Linked DNA regions of Homo sapiens: all the other regions are linked to region 1. Evidence: chromatin contacts called from ENCODE Hi-C data. All regions are on one chromosome and are shown on one strand. The core of a region is the stretch at or near the end of the contact, and the rest is flanking DNA. Distances in the headings are between cores, read along the strand shown. Region 1 overlaps BLOC1S5-TXNDC5 (BLOC1S5-TXNDC5 readthrough (NMD candidate)). Region 2 has its middle 34 kb from the start of RREB1. Region 3 overlaps RREB1 (ras responsive element binding protein 1). Region 4 overlaps RREB1 (ras responsive element binding protein 1).

Evidence for each region. Hi-C counts contacts between places; a loop is a spot of excess contacts on that map. Pooled maps may share reads with other maps.
Region 2: a map with no recorded cell type shows a loop between it and region 1 (18-fold over the local background). The contact joins two enhancer-like sites. A Hi-C loop is called at or near these places in 2 of 37 single-sample maps with no recorded cell type and 2 of 50 pooled maps.
Region 3: a map with no recorded cell type shows a loop between it and region 1 (22-fold over the local background). The contact joins two enhancer-like sites. A Hi-C loop is called at or near these places in 6 of 37 single-sample maps with no recorded cell type and 4 of 50 pooled maps.
Region 4: a loop to region 1 is called in a pooled map, with 16 times the contacts of the local background. The contact joins two enhancer-like sites. A Hi-C loop is called at or near these places in 3 of 37 single-sample maps with no recorded cell type and 4 of 50 pooled maps.

The regions. Positions count from the first base shown.
Region 1 is chr6:7,960,862-7,966,558 of GRCh38, forward strand. All of the region lies in intron 4 of BLOC1S5-TXNDC5 (BLOC1S5-TXNDC5 readthrough (NMD candidate)), which reads right to left. Among named protein-coding and RNA genes, the nearest start is that of TXNDC5, 53 kb to the left of the region's middle. RefSeq lists an enhancer at 2,821-2,870. Within about 2 kb of position 2,495, at least 3 of the 41 ENCODE cell types and tissues checked have a DNase peak (open chromatin) inside an H3K27ac peak, as active enhancers do.
Region 2 is chr6:7,071,109-7,076,805 of GRCh38, forward strand. No RefSeq gene overlaps it. Among named protein-coding and RNA genes, the nearest start is that of RREB1, 34 kb to the right of the region's middle. RefSeq lists an enhancer at 2,552-2,791. Within about 2 kb of position 2,828, at least 5 of the 41 ENCODE cell types and tissues checked have a DNase peak (open chromatin) inside an H3K27ac peak, as active enhancers do.
Region 3 is chr6:7,134,590-7,140,286 of GRCh38, forward strand. All of the region lies in intron 1 of RREB1 (ras responsive element binding protein 1), which reads left to right. Among named protein-coding and RNA genes, the nearest start is that of RREB1, 29 kb to the left of the region's middle. RefSeq lists an enhancer at 2,423-2,492. Within about 2 kb of position 2,447, at least 32 of the 41 ENCODE cell types and tissues checked have a DNase peak (open chromatin) inside an H3K27ac peak, as active enhancers do.
Region 4 is chr6:7,151,472-7,157,168 of GRCh38, forward strand. All of the region lies in intron 1 of RREB1 (ras responsive element binding protein 1), which reads left to right. Among named protein-coding and RNA genes, the nearest start is that of RREB1, 46 kb to the left of the region's middle. RefSeq lists an enhancer at 4,976-5,642. Within about 2 kb of position 2,985, at least 5 of the 41 ENCODE cell types and tissues checked have a DNase peak (open chromatin) inside an H3K27ac peak, as active enhancers do.

The DNA of each region.
Region 1 (5,697 bases), core at 1,245-3,744:
AGATTAGGCAGTGCCGAATGTTAAAAGCAAAATAAAACAGGGCAGCATACATTTATCTAGTATAGTTGCTGCTTTGGCATCCATTTTGGGCCTGCGGTAAGTTATTGAAACCCAGTCGTACCCTATCACCTTTGGTCTAGTTAAAATGTTCCCTCCCTGTGTGGTTGTTTGTGAAACAGCCTGCTTGCTCTTCACCCCACAGCTGCTGACCACAGTAAAACCTAATGATCAACACCAGAGTGATGTAAGTTCCCCCTTTTGCACATTTTTAAATTTAACTAATTAATTAATTTGTTTGTTTGTTTTTTGAGATGGAGTCTGGCTCTGTCACCCAGGCTGGAATGCAGTGCTGCAATCTCGGCTCACTGCAACTTCCGCCTCCCAGGTTCAAGCAATTCATCTGCCTCAGCCTCCCAAGTAGCTGGGATTACAGGCGTGCACCACCACGCGCTACTATTTTTTTTTTTTTTTTTGGTATTTTTAGTAGAGACGGGGTTTCACTTTGTTAGCCAGGCTGATCTCGAACTCCTGACCCCAAGTGATCCACCAGCCTCGGTCTCACAAAGTGCTGGGATTAGAGGCATGAGTCGCCGTGCCCAACCACACGTTTTTTTAAATTAGCCAATCCACAACCCCCATGGGAAACCCTAAGGGATAAGGTCCACGGATCTTAATAAAGGCATAATCCCACAGGTCCTCTCTCTCTCTCGCTCTCCCCTCTCTCCCTTACTCCCCACTCCCTCTCCCTGGTTGAGCTCTCTGACACCCCTGGACTTTTCCTTAGCCTCCTGTTGGCAGCTCTGACCTTTCCGGGATCTGTAAGTTATACAGTTCTTCTGTTTCAGCCATTTTGGTTTCATTCCCTCATTTTGTCTCACTTGATGGACACAGGTGAACCTAGCTCCCCCACCCCACGCTGTTAGGGCTCTCCCAGAGAGTGGCTTCTTGGTTTTTGGCGTGTGTGTGTGTGTGTGTGTGTGTGTGTGTGTGTGTGCCGCAGTCTCGCTCTGTCACCCAGGCTGGAGTGCAGCGGCGCGATCTCGGCTCACTGCAGCCTCCGCCTCCCGGGTTCACGCCATTCTCCTGCCTCAGCCTCCCGAGTAGCTGGGACTACAGGCGCCCGCCACCACGCCCGGCTAAATTTTTGTGTTTTTGGTAGAGACGGGTTTTCACCGTGTTAGCCAGGATGGTCTGGATCTCTTGACCTCGTGATCCGCCCACCTCGGCCTCCCAAAGTGCTGGAATTACAGGTGTGAGCCACCGCGCCCGGCCAGGTTTTGGCCACTCTCAAAAGTGGAGACCTCAAAACCAAATTAGAAAGAACCACGGCGATGGAACTCACGACACAGGGTAACGGGATAAAGAGAGAAAGGGAGACACTTCAACATCCCTGTATTAGCCTTGACGGCTCAATTCATCAAAAAATACAGATTGAATATATAAGAAATACATATAAAAATGAAAAATATAATTAAAAGTACACATTATTTCATCATAACTTAAAAAATTAAAAGCTAATTAAAAATTTTTGGTTAAAAAGCTATTTAGAAAATGTTTAAAAACTCAATAAGTGGTTAAAGGAGAAAATTAACACTATAGTTACAATTATTTAGAAAAAATATGAGAAAATGTAAGTAAAATTATAGGAGACAAATTTTGCTCCTTGAGGCAAAGATTTTCACAGATTTCCCAAAAATAACATAAAAATCACTTACCATAAAAGAAAAATTTGATAAATTGGACTTCATCAAAATTAAAAACTTTTGCTCTTCAAAATAAACTGTTTTTTGGGGAGCTGAAGGAAATGTGCATTATCTTGATTGTGATGATGGCTTCAATGGTGTATACATGTCAAAACTCATCAAATTGTACACCTTAAACATATGTAATTTATTGTGGTCAACTATGTGTCAATAAAGTTGCAATGAAGAATTGGAAATAAAGAATTGGCAACTAAATACTTTTTTTTTTTTTTGAGACAGGGTCTCGCGCGGTCACCCAGGCTGGAGTGCAGTGATGCCATCATGGCTCACTGCAACCTCTGCCTCCCGGCTCAATTGATCCTCCCCTTCAAACTCCCCAATAGCTGGGACTACAGGTACTTGCCACCATGCCTGGCTAAATTTTGCTCAGTACAACTTTTTAAAACATGAACTAATTGTTGAGAAAATTAAAAGGCAAGCCATCAACCAGGAGAAAATATTTGTAATTAATGAGTCTGGCAAAGCACTTAAATTTAGAAAATATAAATAACTCTTACTATTCAACGATGGAACAAACAACACACAACCACACAGCCCATAAACTAAAGAGATCGGCACTACCCCCCGAAATGTACAAATGACCAAAAATAACATGAAAAGATGCTCACTATCTTTAGTCATCAGAGAAATGCAACTTAAAACCACAAAGAGATACCATTATACCGAACCGAGAACAGCTAAAAATAAAAAGACTACTAATAATCTCATTTATATACAGAATCTAAAACAAAAACCAACTCATAGAAACAGAGAGGAGAATGGTGGTTGGCAGGAGTTGTGGGTGGGGAAATGGGGAGATGTTGGTCAAAGGGTACAGAGTTTCACTTACAAAATGAGTAAGTTGGCCAGGTGCAGTGGCTCACACCTGCAATCCCAGCACTTTGGGAGGCCAAGGCAGGCAGATCACCTGAAACCAGGAGTTCAAGATCAGCCTGACCAACATGGTGAAACCCCATCTCTACTAAAAATACAAAAATTAGCTGGGTATAGTGGTGCACGCCTGTAATCCCAGCTACGTGGGAGGCTGAGGCAGAGAATCGCTTGAACCCAGGAGGCGAAGGTTGCAGTGAGCCAAGATCACAAGATCACGTCACTGCACTCCAGTGACTCTATCCCAAAAAAACAAAGCAAGTTCTAGAGACCTAATGTACAGCACAGTAACTGTAGTTAATAATAATGCATTATATGCCCGTAATTTGCTAAGAGAGGAGGTCTTAAGTATTCTCACTGCACGAGCACGCACGCACACACACACCCCCAAAAAGGTAACTATCTGAGGTGATGAATATGTTAATTAGCTTGTGATAATCATTTCACAATGTATACATGTATCAAAAATCATGTTGTACAACTTGAATTATATAATTTTTTATAAATTATACCTCAATAAAGTTAAAAAAACAAGGTTCAAGTTATAAAACATAGATATGTATAAGGATGTGAATATGTATATAAGCAATCAATATAGGAAAAATACATATACACAAATATATGCACATATACATTTCCTATTGAAAAGATGATGGCACCACATCCCTCTGTCTTGTCAAGGCAGTGCTTAGTTAAGAACACACCCCATCTACCACCAGGCAATTCAGTAAAAACAATGAGTGCTTTGTTTTTATGATGAGAAGGTAATGTATATAGTCTGCCACAATAATTTTCTGCTGTCTGCTTTTTTCATACTTAACAACTACTCTGATAACTCTTTCTAGAACATTCTCAGAATTAGCTCTAACCAAGCTCTAGCCCAAATGCCACTTTTACCTCTCAAATAAACTGCTTTTCCTACAGCCTGGACATCAAAAAAGTCCAAATAAGTGACCAAGAAATGGAAGAACACTTTTGAGTGACTGAGGAAGGGAAGAAATTAAATGAGCCAAGTCAGAACTCTCTGTAGGGTGAAGGTGAATGGGAAGCGTTGGGAAAAATCATTAGCACTTTTATGAAATGTATACATTTAAGATTATTTGTTGTTTTTGCCAGACTCCTTCCAGGCAAAGCATACATTTATAAATGTTTAAGTGTATTTTTTTTAAGTTCATTGCAGCTATAGAAATTGTTCCATAATGTGGAAGCCCCTGCCAAGTTTCCAGCTCTCAATTTCCCGAGATGTATAATTATATTATTATTATTATTATTATTTTTTGAGTTGGAGTCTCACTCTGTTGCCCAGGCTGGAGTGCAGTGGCGCGATCTCGGCCTACTGCAAGCTCTGCCTCCCAGGTTCACACTATTCTCCTGCCTCAGCCTTCCGAGTAGCTGGGACTACAGGCGTGTGCCACCACACCTGGCTAATTTTTTTGTATTTTTAGTAGAGACGGGGTTTCACCGTTTTGGCCGGGATGGTCTCGATCTCCTGACCTTGTGATCCACCCACCTCGGCCTCCCAAAGTGCTGGGATTACAGGTGTGAGCCACCGCACCCGGCCAGAATTATATTATTATATTATTTCGATTAAATGATTTGACTCTGTTTCTTCTGTATTAATGTTGATGTATCTTTCAGTGCATACTTGATACTTAAAAAAAAGAAAGACTACCAATACCAAGTGTTGGCAAGGATGTGGAGCAACTGAAACTCTCCTGTACCACTGGTGGGGATATAAAATAAAACATCCATTTTGGAAACGTTTGGCAGTTTCTTACAAAGTTAAGGATGCACTTAACATATCATTTAGCAAATCTGCCCCCAGGATTTTGCAAAAAAGAGATGAAAACACATCCACAAAAGACTTGTCTATGAATATTCACAGCAGCTTAATTCAAAATAGCCAAAAGGTGGGAAACAACTCAAACATCTATCAGTGAGTGAATGAATACACAAGTTGTGGTATGTTCATACAGTAATAAGATGCTACTCAGCAATAACAATAAAAGAACTGTTGATATACAGAACAACATAGATGAATCTCAAAAACAGGCTGAGTGAAAGAGGTCAGATACAAAGATTCCACTTACGTATGCATGATTCTACTTCTAGCAGCTTTCTGGATGGATGGAAATGTTCTGTACCTCGACTAGGGTGCTGGTACGTGGATTTATACATTTGTCAATACTCATCAAACTCTTAAGTGTACACATCTTATTGTACATAAATTATACCTCAATAAAGTTTATTTAAAAACACAAAAAGCAGCCATTCTGTTGCAGCTCATTGTGTAGGAAAGACATGTACACAATTTTGATGTGCTTATATTAATTACAGTGCAAACCGTGTTAAGAGCGCAAGCATGAAGAATATAAGTACACACCTTCATATAGCCACATCCACAGATTTTCACTTGATATATTGACTTTAAAAACATTTTGAGTCTTTGCTTAAAATTTTTCAGATACTCAAAATGGATAAAACTGGAAGACAGGTTAGGTTTTGGTTATTTTAACTATTAGTAAATCCACAAATAATTTATATTAGGCACCTGCTATGGTCTGAACATTTGTGTGCCCCCAAAATTCCTGTGTTGAAGCCTAATCCCCAGTGTGATGGCATTAAGAGGTGATTAGGTCATGAGGGGGATTAGTGCCCTCATGAATGAGACTAGGGCCCTTACAGAAGAGGGGGCTTGTTTGCCCTTGTATCGTATGAGGGCACAGCAAAAAGCCACCATCTGCAAACACTACTCTCACCAGACACTCAATCTGCTAGTCCCTTGACCTTGGACTTCCAGCCTCCAGAACTGTGAGAAATAAATTTGTGTTGTTTATAAGCCACCCAGTTTATGGCATTTTGTTGTAGCACCCAAACTTACTAAGATTAACACCATAATAAAAACCAAAAACGTGGCTGCAGGATGTCACGGTGGCTGGGAAGGTGGATTCTAATACTGGGTCCACCATACTGGCTGCACGGCCTTGGGCCAGCTATGAAATCATTCTGAGCTGTAGCTTCCTACTTTGTAAGTTTGTGAGGGCTAAATTAAATGAGAAAACCT
Region 2 (5,697 bases), core at 1,578-4,077, 890 kb before region 1:
GGGACTACAGGCGTGCGCCACGACACCTGCCAATTTTTGTATTTTTAGTACAGGCGGGGTTTCACCATGTTGGCCAGGCTGGTCTCGAACTCCTGACTTCAAGTGATCCACCCATCTCGGCCTCCCAAAGTGCTGGGATTACAGGCATGAGCCACTGCGCCCGGCCAGCATACATTCTTAAGTTTAATATTGTTGAATTTATCAGTCTTTTTCTTTATGGTTAATGCTTTTATATTTTAAGAAATTCTTCCCTATTTATGAAGTTATTCTCCTGTATTCTTCATAGTTTTTTGAAGATATTCTCCTCTATTCTTTATAGTTTTTTTCCCCTTTCACATTTTCTTATATGGTATTTCACTCATCTGAAACTGATTTTTATGAATGTTGGAAGGTAGAGGTCCATTTCAGTTTTCATTTAAATAGATATGTGTTTGTCCAGGCACTGTTTATTGCAGCTTCCATCTTTCCCACACACTCTGGAATGCCACCTGTGTCATGCATGTGTGCTCCGTCTGTTTCTGTGCTCTCTATGTGCTGTCCGTCTCTTTGTCAACCTTAGATCCAGCTCTACATTGTCTTAGTTATGACAGCCTTTAAGGAGTCATGCCATCTGGGAGGGCATGTGCTTCCACCTTGTTCTTCTTCAATGATGTCTTGGTGTTCTTGGCCTCTTGTGCTTCTATGTAAATTTTAGAAACAGTTCCAATTCTGTTACAGAATCTTTTGGAGTTATTAGGACTGCACTGAACCTGTAGACCAATGTGGGGAGAACCAGCACGTTTACAATAGAGTGTACCACATTGAAAGGCAGTGTGCAGAATCGCTAAAAGGATGGAGGCAGACCTCCTGGGTGCAGATCCTAGCTCCGCTCCTCACTGGCCATGTGACCCTGGAGAATTTGACCTTAGAGTGTCTCAGTTATCTCACTTGTGTAATAGGGATCGTAGTAGTACCTACCTTATAGGGTCATAATAGTACCTACTGTATAGGGTAATTGAGAGGATTAGGTGATTACATGTCTTGCATATAATATGTGCAAAGTGCTCAGAATAGTCTCAGGCACATAGTAAAATTATATAAGTGCATGAACACCAATTATGTATATCTTCTTCAATGCCCCAAGAACGTTGTGGTTTTCTTTATAAAACTTGACCTGTAGAATATACAATCCAGTCATGTGTCACTTAACGAAGGGGAGGCATCCTGAGGAATGCATCATTAGGTGATTTTGTCATTGTGTGAACATCAGAGTGTACTTACACAAACCTAGATGGTATAGCCCACTACACACCTAGGCTATATGGTATGTAGCTTATGGCTCCAAGGCTACAAACCTGTACAGCATGTTATTGTACAGAATACTGTAGGCAACTGTAACACAACAGAAATTATTTGTGTCTCTAAACATATGTAAACATAGAAAAGGTACAGTGAAAATATGGTGTTATAAGGAATGTGTATATACTATCCCTCATGGGACCCCTGTCATATATGCAGTCCATTGTTGACTGAAATGCTGCAACTGTGTGTATTCCTACATCTCCCTACATACGTAGAATATATTATATTACATATGTATTAGTGTATAGTAAATATTCCTACATATCATATAATATATAGGAATATATATAACTTTTAAAATATATTAAAATACCTTAAAACTTTTGATGCTCTTATAAGTGGTATTTTTAAGTGTTTCTGTGTACAGTGTTGTGTTTAGTTAGTATGTTTTAAGAGCTGATTATGACCATCTTTGATAAATACTTAAATACTTGTGTTGCATGAGGTACTGCTTGGAGGCTGGGCACAGTGGCTCATGCTTGTAATCCCAGGACTTTGGGAGGCCGAGGTGGGCAGAACACTTGAGGTCAGGAGTTCGAGACCAGCCTGGCCAATGTGGTGAAACCCCCATCTCTACTAAAAATACAAAAACGAGCCGGGCGTGGTGGTGGACACCTGTAATCCCAGCTACTAAGGAGGCTGAGGCACGAGAATTGCTTGAAGGCAGGAGGTGGAGGTTAAAGTGAGCCGAGATTGTGCCATTGCAATCCAGCCTGGGCGACAAGAGCCAAACTCCGTCTCAAAAAAAAACAAAACAAAACAAAACAAAAAGAGAGAGAGAGAGATACTGCCTGGGACCAGAAATATGGACACTTTTATCTGGCTGATGGCCCATCACGATTACTGCTCTGTTCTCACAGGGTTGAACATTTTACTCACTTTACATGATTTTAAACCACTGTATCCCATTGACTTCTGTTGTTGAAACAGAGGATTTTGGCAGCCTGGTTCATTTTCTCTTGTATATCAGGTTCTTTGGGTTCACTATTTTCTTTTTAATAAGATCATGATATTTCAGTGTTTACCTATAGCTCACCCACCATTTAGGTTTTATTTCCAGTGCTCTCATGCTTCCCTAAATCCTGTACGAAAGATGCTATGTCAGGAGGCACGGTGACTCAGGCCTGTTGTCCTGGCACATAAGAAGGCGAGGTCAGGTGTTTGAGACTAGACTGAGCAACATAGGAAGCTCTCATCTATTAAAAAAACAACAAAAAAACCAAAAACAAAAAAACATGCTATGTCCTTGGCTATTCGAGCCACAGCTTTGTGCATTGACACACATCCAGCATCAGCAAGCTTTTTCTAAATGAGAACAAGCGTCATTCCTTTGTCCATTTGTCAGACTTGTCACATATGTCTCTATGGGATTATAGTTTTTTTAAAAAAAGAAAAGAAAGTAAAGGGGGAAATATCTGTAGGTTCCCCTTGCCTGTGTGTTCCTCTGCTTTCAGCTCTTCAGCACAGGCAGTCTCGGTCACGTGGCCCTGCTCACGCAGGGCCCAGACCCACGCTGCGAAGCTCTGTATGATTGTGTTTTGGGTTGCAGGAGGCAGAAACTCAAAGTGAAACCAATGAAAAAAACCAATGTGTTCTTAATGGTTTTTACCTAAACCATAAATCCCTCTCTTCGAGGGAGAGGGGAATCACCCAAGATTTGGCCCAGTTCCCTCATTAAGTTCCAGGGCTATATTTGTCTGTATTTTTTCTTTTCTTTTCTTTTTTTTTTTTTTTTTTTGTTCATATGTGTGTCAGTTTGGTGACGACCTGTGTCCAACTCACTCAAGGAAGATATTTAAAATGCAGATTCCAGGGCCTGATCTAGACTAAGGGAATAAGACAGTGGGAAGAGGAGGAGGTAGAGAGTTGAGTCTCCTGACTCCCTGGTGGTGCTGACAGTCAAACAGGACTTACTAACAATGATGAAGGTATTATGGGCTCAGATTTTTATCCATCACTACATTATCACTAAATTTTTTTTTTTTTTTGAGACCAAGTCTCACTCTGTTGCCCAGGCTGGAGTGCAGTGGTGTGATCTTGGCTCACTGCAACATCCGCCTCCTGGGCTCAAGCGATTCTCCTGCTTCAGCCTCCCGAGTAGCTGGGACTACAGGCGCACACCACCATGCCCAGCTAATATTTGTATTTTTAGTAGAGACGAGGTTTCACCATGTTGGCCAGGATGGTCTCGATCTCTTGACCTCGTGATCTGCCCACCTCAGCCTCCAAAGTGCCAGGATTACAGGTGAGAGCCACCGTGCCAGGCTTAATTTTTATATTTTTAGTGGACACAGGGTTTCACCATGTTGGCCAGCCTGGCCTCGAACTCCTGACCTCAGGTCATCCACCTGCCTCAGCCTCCCAAAGTGCTGGGATTACAGGCATAAGCCACTGCGCCTGGCCTAATGGAACATTTTTTACCAGGTTTAAAATAAGATATCTAATGCCAGATGCTGTGGCGCACACCTTTAGTCCCAGCTGCTTGGGAGGCTGAGGCAGGAGGTTTGCTTGAGCCCAGGAGTTTGAGACCTGCCTGGGCAACATAGTGAAACCGCATGTCTATATGAATAAAATAAATAAATAAATAAATAAATAAATAAATAAAATAAATGAAATAAGATAGCTAACACTTATTAAGTGCCATGTGTCAGGCAGGCACTTCACATTTAAACCTATGTGTAGGCTACTATTGTTAGTCCCACTTTATAGAAAAGGAAACTGAGGCACATAGAGTTTAAATGCTTTGCCCTGAGTCAAACACCTGAGGCAGAATTGTCATGTTCTTTGACAATCTTCAAAGCAAATTCACGATATTTGTTAATTACAAAATAACGGAGTCTCTGGCACAAATGGGCCCAAAGAGTCTGCTTGGATCATAATCATGCCTTGGTGCTATATTAGGTCCCTTATAAATTATTCATTCTTTTAGCAAGTTCTTACTGAGCATTTAGAGTCCCCGTGGCTTGGGACAGGTATTCCACAAAAGGGAGGGATGTACAGGAAGTTATACAGACAAACTAGAAACTTCTTAGCAGATGCCTGTGCATAAATGAGAGGACTTGGATTAGGGCTGGGGGGAGCGGTGCTGACAGAATTACTGTCCAGAGAGCTGTTATCTTGTTATCTGTTATCTTGGCTGTGTGCTAAATGTTTTAGGTGTATTTTTTTCATTAATTTCTCACAAGAACCCCACTGGGTTAAATTCTATGAATAATCTATTGAACAGGAAACTGAGGCTTAGAGATGTGAAGAGACTTGCCTGTGGTCATATGGCTTCGGCCTCATGGTTGTGATATGAAGGCAATGCGTATCTCTCTCTGGACCCTGGCTTTCATCCGCTGGATTTTCTGCTTTCGTCAAATAGGATTTTGTTTTCTAGAAGAGAACTGCCATCCCTCTGATAGTGACCCAGATGGCCCCATCACTAGGATCACTCTGGGCTTTAAAGAGATCATGGCTTATGATGTCAGTCATCGTTGGCTTGGCCTCTCTATTTTGTCCTCTGGTTCTGGTGTCCTCACCTGGCCCCTAGGGAATCCTTCAGAAATATTAGTATCAAGGCCATGTCCATGGCCTATAACCAGATTGGCAGATGTCTGTAGGCTGGAGGAAGCCAAGAACTGTTTTTGAAGGAGCATCATGGCTTTGTCCATCCACACTTACTGCTGTGCAGAGGTGAGGGGCCTTCTGTCCCTACTCAGGCTTCTTCATTTTCACTAGAGGATGTTCAATGTTTTGTATTGTTCCCTATGCAGATGGGTATTCAATATAATTTTTTTTTTGAGATGGAGTCTCACTCTGTTGCCCAGGCTGGAGTGCAGTGGCGCGTTTTCGGCTCACTGCAAGCTCCACCTCCCAGGTTCACGCCATTCTCCTGCCTCAGCCTCCCCAGCAGCTGGGACTACAGGTGCCCGCTGCCACACCCAGCTAATTTTTTGTATTTTCAGTAGAGACGGGGTTTCATCGTTATAGCCAGGATGGTCTCAATCTCCTGACCTCGTGATCCACTCGCCTCAGCCTCCCAAAGTGCTAGGATTACAGGCGTGAGCCACCGCATCTGGTCTCAATATAATTGTTTTTGAGCCACTTCAGAAGGGTAAAATGGAAGAAACCTTAGAAATTTGATGTCTCCATTTTACTGAAAAAGGAAGGAAAAACCTACATATTAAGTTACTTATTCAAGGTAACAACTAATTAGTGGCAAGACTGGAATCCAGTTCCTGACGCTCAGTTCAATATCTTCCTTTTACCCCTTTAATCTGATTTTACGCGAGGACTGCCCTAATGAGTCTGAATCTTGTCATGAATAAGCTGTAAGAAATTCAACTTCAAAATGATTCCTGTGGTGGGGCTTTG
Region 3 (5,697 bases), core at 1,197-3,696, 830 kb before region 1:
AGAAAAACTCTATCGACATTTTAGTGGCACTTATCTTTATTAAATACAGCAGCATTTTCATATACTTGCAAAATAATTGTACATATATGTGTAAATTTAATTGATTTCTAGATGCTTGATGAGCAAATGAATAAGTGGATCCCTTGAAATAGCTCCCTGGAGGGCCCCTGCCCTAGAGGAAGACAGATCCTGCATATGTAACCCTAAAGTCTAATGTCAGGAAAATAACGATTAGACTAGTTCTGAACCGCAAGTGGAGTTCTGTAACTAGAGCTAAACGCCACTGTATGACAAGTTAGGAAGATATATTTTCTTCCACCTGTTCATACACTGAACGGTTTCCAGAGCAGCCCTTGATATCACCTCATTTTCCTCATCATTTCAAAGAATTCTATTGGGAAAGAGAATGCAATCAGCCAGATTGTAAGAAACATTTGGACATACTTAATGACTCTCCCTTGGCCCTTTTAATTAATCTACTGTGATCTATTAGAGAGAGGACTGGGTTTGTTAGCTAGGAGACTAACGTAAGGTCCTGAATGCAAGCCCAACCTTGATTATGATTAAAACAGAAAAAGATATACTTCACACCTTGGTTTTTCCATCTCTAAAATGGGTAGAATTATCTTCCTTGTGCCTTCTTAGGAGGTGACACAATGATACCCATGGGCAGCATTTTCTTTCTTTTTAATCAGTAAACGTAAACAAAAACCTTTGTAAGGATGGAAGCTATTGGAAAGTACCATATAAAGGATTAGGACCGTAAATCCAGGGAAATTCTAAGCATTCTGAAAGCTGCTTTTAGGCAGGGCAGCAGCCAAAAGACCAGCTGGTAGATTGAGACCTTTCTGAAAAACCTGACTTCATTCTCTTGTGGTTCCATTTTCCTTTTTTTCAAATGGGGTCTAGTGGCTTAGCTGTGGTTATTCCACAGCTGATGCCTCTTTCATTGCTGTTCTTCTGGTTCTGACAACAACAGCATTCTTGCACCACTTAACTCTCCAAGATGCAGGCAGGGGAGGTGACTGCCTCATTTCTGATGTGCTTGTTAGCTACAGGAAAAGCATCTTAGTATTCTACCTTTGTCTAGGACTTGGGACTGGGAGCAGGTATTCCGTTTAAGTTTTATGTGCCATCTGTATATTTTCAAAAACATTTAACATGATCTTTATTTCAAGCTTTTATAGCCCTTTCAAGTTGCTCTAGGGGACTTAGCAAAACAGGTAGACAGTAAGTATGGATCAACTGAGCACAGGAAAGAATGGGATTTGGGAAGATCACATTGTTTGGATTTTCTGCTGATACTAAAGCTGGATTTTTACTACACAGGCAGGGAGAAATTACTGTCCTGTGGTGGACCTGGTGAGAGAGGTGGCATATGACTAAGCAAGTCAGCTGACCTCAATTAAAGGGCTGTGACCATCTGTACAATGGGACCAGTACCTCCTCCAACTGTTGGTCTCAGCTGAGTGAGATTCCCATGTCTGAGGAGGTGATCAGGGGTGATGATGACTTTTGATGGAACTGACCTCACACAGGTTTCTGGGGGAAAAAACCCACCAAACTTTATTTTAAGAATTCTAAAACAATTTTACAATTCTGATTTGAGTAGAAGTTTGATTTGAAAAGGGACTTCATCTGCACCTTCTCTCTTGCCTTTGTTTATAGATGTCAGTAATGCCCGTATTTTAAAAAGTTGAAATGAGTTATAAATTATATCTTAAGGATTTTAGTTTGTTTTGAAGAATTGTTTAATTGGCTAGGATTTCTCCCCCCTTCAGTAGCTTCAGATCCCAATGGCTAGGCAATATGGAGATAATAGTAAACAGGATTTTGTAAGAGATGTTATTTATTTATTTATTTTTAAATAGAGATAAGGTCTTGCTATGTTGCCCAGGCCGGTCTCGAACTCCTGGGCTCCAGCAACCCGCTATCCTCAGCTTCCCAAAATGTTGGGATTACAGGCATGAGCCACTACCCTCAGCCTGAGACATTATTTGAGGAGGAGGTCATGAATATATAATTAACTTAGGAGTACAAATGAAAAGTTTTCTCTTGAACCTACCTTTTTGAACAGAAGAGGTGATTTTTAGGTATAATGGTGTGCAAAGTAACAAATAACAGCCTCTAAAGACATTTAAAACAATAAATAAAGCATAAATATCTTTATTCAGGATGAACTGAGTTCTGAAGCCTGATGTTTTCAAGAGTTCTTTATTATCAGGTGGCTTGTGAAAGCCCGTCGTTAACCAAACGTGTTGTGTTTGCCTCAGAATTTTATTAAAAAGGTATGCATAGGTTCATATCCCCCTTATGTGAGGTGGCAGTGAAACAGAAACTTGATAGAAATATTGAGGAGGGGAAAAGATGAAGCCACCGCGGCACCTGGCCTCCCTCTTTCACTTCCCTTTCCAACTCTGCTCCTTTGAGATGTTCTTCGAGAAGATGGAGGAAGCTTGCTGGGTTTAGGGTCATCACCCAGGATCTGGCGACGGGAGTGCCTCAACATGGGGAGTTCCCTCCCCAAAGCCCAGAGCTAATTCGTCACATCCAGCTGCTGTCAGGAGTTGAGCAGTCCTGTCCCCTGGCTTTCCTGGGAAGGCCTGGGTGGAGGCGGCAGGAGCAGGCAAGGGACCAAGAGAGTGCCTGCTAGACCTGATGCCTCTCCCTTCCCCCCTGAGCCCCCAGGGAAGGAGCTGCCTTATAGACTCGGGTACAGGGAGGCAGGGAATAGAGGGTTGGAATCCAGAAAAGAGGGTGGAGGGCATGACTGCAGTTACTGCCATTGTCTCAGGACAGACAGACCAAGCCCTGGTACAGAAATTGTTTGGCTGTTGGCCTTTTCTCTTCAGATGTTTACATGCAGGAAGTGCCTTTGATAAAGTATGGTTTGCTAACATGAGTATGATATGCATGCGCATTTTTGGATGCCAAACACATAGGCAGATGAAACTAAGAAGCCAGATGCTAAGATAGTTGTTGATGAATTGAAACTAGCCTAACTGGCTCCACTGTTGGAGTCATTTGCTCAAACTACTCCAAACTTTTGTTTGGTCTACTGAAAACATTAGTTGGAAAGGTACAGCGTTAATTTAAGGCAGGGAAGCCTCCAGCACGTGAGAGTCGTGTCTCTCTCGGTGATGCTGGGAGGGAAGGATGGGAGATGAGAGTCATTTCACGGCCGCCTAGCTCCTCCTCTTCCTCTCCCTGCCCTGGAGCTGCAGCCTCAGCTTTCAGAGTCTCTTGCCTGGTGGTAGGCCCGGCGAGCGGTTGGATTTTAAGTATCTCAGTTATTTTCAGTATCATCAGTCATCACTTTCAGAGTTCCTTTTCTTTTTCAAGGGTACCCAGTCTAACTGTTTAGCTCCTTTTCAATAGCCCTCCTCACTCACTTACGCCTAGTCAGGAAGATTAATAATGTTAACTGATTTACTATCACTGCAAAAAGCATTAGTTAATTAGACTTTTACACCTCAGTCAGATGGCATTAGACACCCTTTGTGCACTTTAACTCAAGGATGTTAAAGACCTAAATCTTTCAGAAAAAAAGAAAAGAAAGAAAAAGGACAGGCACTTTTCCAGTTTAAGCTGCATGTTGGTCCATGTTAATTAGGCATTTGTCCTTTAGTCTGGAGGTGATAGAAAATGCCAGTTACTGTGGTATTTAACTGACATCAAACTCCTGTCCAAATAATTCAGTTGGGCCCAGCCTTCTCTCTTAATTGGTGGGAAGGAAAACTTCGGCACACACCCAGAATAGGGAGGAAACTGTTACGTTGAACATTTTGAAGTTTCATTCTGAAGGATCTGAAAGACACTTGAATATTTTTTAAATTAACTATCCAGTTGAGCTTTTTAAAAACAGTAACAAAAGAATCTCCCCTCAAACTTGAGCTACCCCAAATGATTAGCTTTTGTAAGTCTTCAGAAAATGAAAGTTTAGTCATTGTAATCCAAGGTCAAAGTGGTGGTTGTTATCCAAAGCTCTTATAGATTTATGTATCTGTTTGGCCCTGTTTTAAACAGTGCTCTGAAAATTGACAGTTTTCTAGCTCACACTCGTATTTCTTTATTAATACCAGAAATTCACAAGTGGGTTAAGGCACCCACCAGTATACACATTTAAAAATCAATATATGCTAGCATATTGGGACAAAAGTGACATGAATATGATTGTTTCATGGGAGCAATTAGATGACACTTTTTTTGTTTTGTTTTTAAAAGTAACTTGTTCCTAGTTGCTGGAGAAGGTAATCCTCCGTAATAAGAGTATAGTTTACCTTATTCATGAGTTACGTAAAACAATTACAAAAATAATGAAAAGATTTTTTTTCTAACTTAGTAGGTAGCCTTATTTGACTCTAAACCTTACTCACTTTTGTGTATGGTTTCTAGCCAAAGGTTCACACATGTGAGAACATTTCACTTTTAGTACTGAACTACTTTTTCGTGCACTGAATGAATACAATATGTTAACACTCCTGTAAGGCCCAGAATTGCTTGGCTGCCCCTTGCCCTGCCTGCCTGGTACTGGCTGAAAAGGTACCATTGTTTGTTCTGCAAACACTGAGTGATGTTTGTTTCCAAGGTGACTGGTTCTATTGCTGCCCTTTAAGCAAAGGTGGGAGGGGGGATGGGGGAGAGAGAAAGTTGGCTTCAGACACCTGAGAGCATCCTGTTCTGGGTACAGTGTGTGTATGTATATGTTTGTAAGTTGAAATTTTATTTTAACTGAGGTAATTGGAGAAAAAGGGATAGTGTAGAAATGGGAGGAAAAGACAGTATCAGTAAGTTAAAAATATCAGTAGGTTCTGATGTTTAACTCAATATACTTTGAGTGAATGTAATGGTAAATGTTAAAATTAAAGATCTGGTTTGACTGAAGTTAACTTTACATTTGGAGTTAAGGGGAGAAAAATAGATAACTGTTGAAATGTTAAATTTATTTTTGCATAAAATAGTTCTGCTATAACCTATGTGTAGCTATTCAAACAAATAAATATTCGACAATATAACTGAATTGGTTATTGATCAGGTAGTTGGGCCTTCAAAAAAAAGTATGAGAATATGAAATATAAACAGATTTAAGTTCTGTAAAAACAAAATCTGTAAAATCATTCAGGTATATTTGTGTTCAAAATTTTCCAAAAAGATTAGATTAAAAGTATCTTTTAATTGGTGATATATATTGACTCCATTAGACTTTGGAAATTTATATTTTATCAGTCAGAACTTTTAGATTCAGACTAGAAAAAAAATTCCTTCTTGGTCCTTTCCCCCACCCACCCTTTTTATTGTACATAGATGCTGTTAACAGAACTTTGCCTTTTTCATTCCTATCAGGTTTAGTACAGTTCATGCGCAGGTTTCAGTAAACATTAACTACTTTTATCAGAGCTTGCAGTGTGCTGAATGGTTAGCAAAGAGAGTGTACTGCAAGAGACAGATGAAAATGAGAGAGTCCAAGGTCACATGGATTTTGAATTTTTTTTAATTATTGAGAATTTAGGGGAAAGACCATCAGGCTTCACACTTTAAATCTCTTTATGTGGGCCTGCCACACGGCGTCTTTGCCAGCTTTTGTATGTACTGAAGCTAAAACATTTGTTCAGATGCTGATTGGCAAGGCAAGTGACTTTAAAACATGGTTTTTTTTTCTTTCAATTAAAAAAAGTTTTATTCAGGGCTGCCTTCTAG
Region 4 (5,697 bases), core at 1,735-4,234, 810 kb before region 1:
TCCACGCAGAACAGGGACTTCAAAGTGCTTGGGGTGTGCTGGCTTGGGAGTCATTTCGCTGAGAACTGGTTTTGGTCATGGCCTTAACATCTGCATAGATGTTGCACATTGCAGGCACATGACACTTGAATGGGCTGAGATTTAGGTGCAAGTTGGTAGAGCTTAAAGGGGAGGTAACATTAGTGAGGCCAATGGGCAGCAGCCCCACTGCTGAGCACACACTGCAGTTCCCTGCAGGGTCAGGGAGAAGGTGGCCTTGCCAGGTTGAGGCTAGGAGCAGAGATCATCTTGTTAAGTTCTCACAAATCAATTACTGACACGGGAACAGTGTGTAAAAGTCTGAAACCACAAATCTTTTTGGACATTTTGGCTGTATAAAGCATATCATTTATAAGCTCCCAGGAATTTACTTATAGTTTGAGTGTCTCTTGTGATGAACAGGACTATGGGGGAGAAATAAACCAAGCAAGTGAAATCACAGAAACTATGTGAAATCACTTTTAGATGGCTTTCGTTTTCAAAACGTTGGATATTCTCACTATATTTCCCTTGTAGGTACATACACAAGGACATTGATTTGAGGATGCATTATGAGTTTTAGAAAATCACCTTGCTAAATAATAGGGAGTTCTGGGGCTTTATGGGAGAGTGATAGTAAGATGTGATGCTGAGTTTTTTAGCTGTGTGTATAAGTCCACTTGGTATCTAATTGCACATTATTCCTGTTGTTTCCAGTATCCTAAGGGAACCTCTCTCAGTGTTAGCTCCTTATGAAAAGTACAGAAATAATCCTGTTTTAGGGTGTACATGATGACTTTCTTGGTCTCTCTAATTTCTTATAAGTGGTGTATTACATGATTTTAAAAATAGACCTTCACTAATGTTAGATCTTTAGGTTTTCATTATTGTTAATTGACTTTTTTTATGTCTCCTGAAAGACAGAAATGAAGAAAATAATCCACTCACCAAAAAACCCAACAGTTGCTGAATAGCTATGAAACATATGAAAGAAATTCAGCCTTTAGCATTGGGGCCTTTTTATTATTCTCAAGTTTGATTTTACAGCTGAGCTATAAATGTGACCAAATGCATCACATGAGTGTTTACCTTTTTTTTCCTTTCCTTTTTGGCCACATGGAAGTACCTAAAGAGATGGAATGTGACACACCCAGAGAATGAGGCACTGGAGGGGCCTATGAACTTGAGAAGGCCAGGAGCAGCAGGGTCCCTTCATCTCAGTGCTTAGCTTTGCCAGTGCTAAGTGGGAAGCAGAAGTCACTGAGCTCCTTAGCAAGTGAGTTTTTAAAATGTGTGTGTGTACACAAAGGAGTTGTTCCAGTGCTCTCTGTAGAAAGTGCTAGAGAGAATTCTAGCAGGAAATTCCACCACCTTTGAGATTAGTTGTCAATCCCACTAAAAGATAGCCCTCCAAAGAAGTGCTGCTTTGCTCTGCAGACCTGAAAGGTCCTATGCGATTCTCTTACATACTTCTTAGTTCCCTCTCCCCAATTCTTTTAATTTTGTGTATTTCATGAATTTTGTAGTCTTAAGTTGTTAATTGAGGTGTTCTGGATTGTAATGTGTTTTGGTGTGTGTGTGTGACAGTGAAGGAGGTATTAATCTTTGTGAGAGGGTTTTTTTTTTTTTTTTTTTTTGAGGAAAATATTTTTAATGTTTCATTCCACAGTCTGGTAAGTTGTATACTGTTGACAGCTCATTACCTACATGTTAAACTGCAAAATGTTCCTAGATTAGTAGAACTATTATTTTTTTTTAAAAAAAGTAGCTTTGTGGTTAAATTCTGATGCCCTTAAAGAGATCACTTTCTCCTGTTTTGGCAAAACAAGTTATCAGTCCACACGTGATTACATAAATAAAATTGAAACCCTTTACTCTTGCTCCTCCCTACTCAATTAAAGTCAAGGGATTCCAGTAGTGGTATACACACACACACACACACACACACACACACAAATCCTCCAATGTATTTACTTTTCACATTTTTAATACATTTTAGCGGACTGAGCTTTCTAAATTATTAGCAACTAGTACATAATCATGTTGCAGTAAATAATTTTTTTAGTTAGTGAGAAACAGACCGAAAATAGGAGGTTAAAAACAGTTCATCTGTTTTGGTGAATAGAAGTGAATGAGAGTAGGGTAGAAATTCTGGCTGATTTTATAAAATATCTCAGATCTGTTTGATAGGTTGGGCTTAAGACTGATGATGTGGGCATCCTCTTTATAATGAAGTCAGGCTAAGCGAAGCTATGTTGAAGTATCAAACAAAGCCTGAAATCCCAGTGGCTCAACCCATAAAGTGCCGTTGCTTGTTGGTGTAGAATCCTCTGCAGGTCTGGCAGCTCTCTAGTATAGCTCCCTTACAAGTGGTAACCCAGGGATCCAGGCTGCTCTTGTCTTATAGCTACTCTGTCATTACACATGCTTCCAGGTTGCCACCACAAGGAAAGAGCTAGTGGGTTACATACTGACTTTGAAAGGCTGCAGTCTGGAAGTGATGGCTGGTACTTGTGCTCACAGCTCATTGGCCAGGACTAGTCATGTGACCTGCCTGACCACAAAGGTATACGGTTGCCAGGAAATATGGAAGAATATGTGGATATTCTTTGAGCAGTGAGCATCTTTGCTTTATTCTCCTTTTCCATTTCATCTCCATAAGGTTCTCTATGCACATAAACTAGATGAAGCTTAGGCCTGAAGCCTAGAACATAATGACACTTTGGTTCTCAAAGTGTGGTCCCCAGACAAGCAGCATTAGCATCACCTGGGAACTTGTTAGAAACACAGATTCCTAGGCCCCACTCCAGCCCTGCTGAATCAGAAATGTGGAGGTGGGGCCCAGAAATCTGTTATCATAAGCTCTCCAGGTGCATACTAAAGTTTGAAAATGACTGCCCAGTGGGAGTACAATGTTTGTAGCACCTGTTGAACTCATCACTGGGGACGTGAAGGACTAATAGACACTTGCTAATGTGAACGTACAGTATGTGTGCTCAGGTGTGAGCATGTATATGATAATAAAAAGCACTGAGGGATGGTATCATGTGTGCCAGACAGGTTTTAGCACTTTATAGATTTGACTAATCTATTTCTCAGAACAGTCATATGATTTCAGTATTATTATTGTCTCCATCTCACAGATGAGGAAATTGCAGAACTGAGAGGTTCCCTAACTGTCTAAGGGTCAGGCCACTTACCACTGCTGGCAAGTGGTAGAGGCAGGATTTGCGATGTGGTTCCAGAGCCTACTCCTTAACTACCATGCAATTCCGCTTGTTCATCTTTGGGTGGTTACCCACCGGGCCTTAAGGTAGTCTTTTCATTTTTTCTTGAATGGAGACAGTCTGTCAGAGTTCGCAGGAAGTGTGGTGTGCTGGTGACAGTTCACATTCCAAGTTAAGCCCCCTTACCACGAGCTTCATTCGTTGGTGGTTTACGTGTGGGGGGTGCTGGTGACAGTGTTGGTCAATACTAGAGGGGCATGGCTAGGCAGCAGCTGCCCAGTCATTTAAAACTGAACAATAAATAGAACGGGGTTGTTAGGGGCGGAACGAAGGGGCCTAGTGGGAAGTGGTTTCTCAGAGGGAGATAGTTCAGTCGCACTAGAAGAATATTTTCTTCAGTTAACCTATGTGTAATTTTCAGGCTTATGAGAAGAAAGGCCCTGTTCTCATCACCCTCCCTTTTGATTCTTCTTTGGTCTTTTTCCATCATCCATCTGCCTGCCCTGAGATGCTCATCTGAGGCCTGATTCCATCAGGTGGTCTGAAGAAGGTTTCTATGAAGTCTTTATGAGCTGGACTTCAGTTTTGTTTTGTTTGTTTGTTTGTCTGAGACAGAGCTTTGCTCTGTTGCCCAGGCTGGAGTGCAGTGGCACGATCTTGGCTCACTGCAACTTCCGTCTCCCGGGTTTAAGCGATTCTCCTGCCTCACTCAGCCTCCCGAGTGGCTGGGATTATAGGCCTGTGCCACCACACCCAGCTAATTTTCATATTTTTGGTAGAGACAGGGTTTCACCCTGTTGGCCTGGCTAGTCTCGAACTCCTGACCTCAGGTGATTGGCCTGCCTCAGCCTCCCAAGGTGCTGGGATTACAGGCGTGAGCCACAGCATCCGGCCAGGACTTAAGTTTTAATAGAGAAAATGTGTTTTCCCTTCCAAGAAACCTGATAAAATAGTTTCCTCCCCTTGCACTTGGGAAATCCAGATAGAGTTAGATGTGATTTAATCTTTTGAATTTTGAACTGATTGAAAAGGATTTTCCAAGTGACATTAAGAACTTGCATCCTTTTAAATTTTTTAATTATTAACTGCATTTTCTTTCTTCCAGGTGGGTCTATTATTTGTTGTTGTTTAGGTGTCCTTTGCTGGCCCATGTATTCCCTTGGCTTCTTTGTCTTTTGTGTTCAGCAGACTAGAACTGAGACAGCTCCTTGGCAGCTCTGTCCTGGACAGTACCGGCTTTAACTCTAGGTAGAAGATAAAGATAGCATCACCCCTTTCGGGTTTCATGTTGGCTGGGAACAGCTGCTAAGCTTTGTATAACTCACAAAGTAACATTTCATTCCAGATTTGCTGAAATTTTTAGTTTTCTGCAAGCCAGGGCTTAACCACGGGGTTTTTTCTCATTCACACTTAAGAGTCTAGACTTTTCGTTTGAGAAGCAGTTGCTTGTCTTGGAGTTTAGTAATTGAAGGGAACAGAGGTGGGAGAGGGAGGAAATTATTTGCATAAGTTGTTTTAAAGCTCCGTCCACTTCCTTTCCCTTCATCACTTTAAATGGTTTAATTTGCTTAGGTACTTCAGCAGAGGTGTAGATAATTGAGGTAAATCTCGAGTCAAATCTAAACAAAAGAAAGAACTGACCTAAAAAAGAGCAACTGAACTCACACTAATTGAATCACAGATTTGCTCAGACCAATCTAACCTGTGAGGAAGGCCAGGGAACACTGTGCCCTTGATGTGCTTTTTGCCTCTTAAGAGGGAACACCAGCCAGTCCCTTGTGGCTCTCCCAGCCACCTTCCGCACTGAGCCACATCTGGGTTAGAGCTGCAAAATTCACCCTGAAAAAAATGTGAAAGCCATTTTGGGTTGGACATTTGTAAAACAAATTTTTTCTCCTTTTGGAGACCTGGTGCCCTTGGTATTTGTATATAGAATCCACTTGTTTATTCTTGAGGAGAGCAGCTATGTGTGTGAATTGGGCATCCGTTGGAAGAAACATAACAGGCTTGCCTGTAACAGCTGGAATATAGTTGCAGCCCTTTGAAATAAGACAATCTTAGTTTTCCTTCCTTCTCCTTAGCCAGCCATCCAGCGTAGGAAACAGGATGCTGTGTACGTACCCTGAGTAGGAGGAGAGGGTTCCAGAGTGCCACTTGGCTGCTCCTGTGTACCCATTCTTGTTCAAGAGCACCTTGAGATCACATGGTCTTAAATGCCAAAGCTGACCAAGAGCTGCCCCTCTGTTCAGCTTCGTCGTCCCTGGCTGTTGGGGAGGACTTTGTCTGTCTGACTGCCGCTGGGCTGCCTTGCCCCAGCTCCCTGGGGTCCTTTGCTCCGTAATCCATCAGCTCTTCTTTTCTCTTCTTCTTACTCATAGTATAAGACCCGACTGCCCATTTTTTGGAGATGACTAATTAATTAGTAAAATATTTGGCTGGGCGCGGTGGCTCA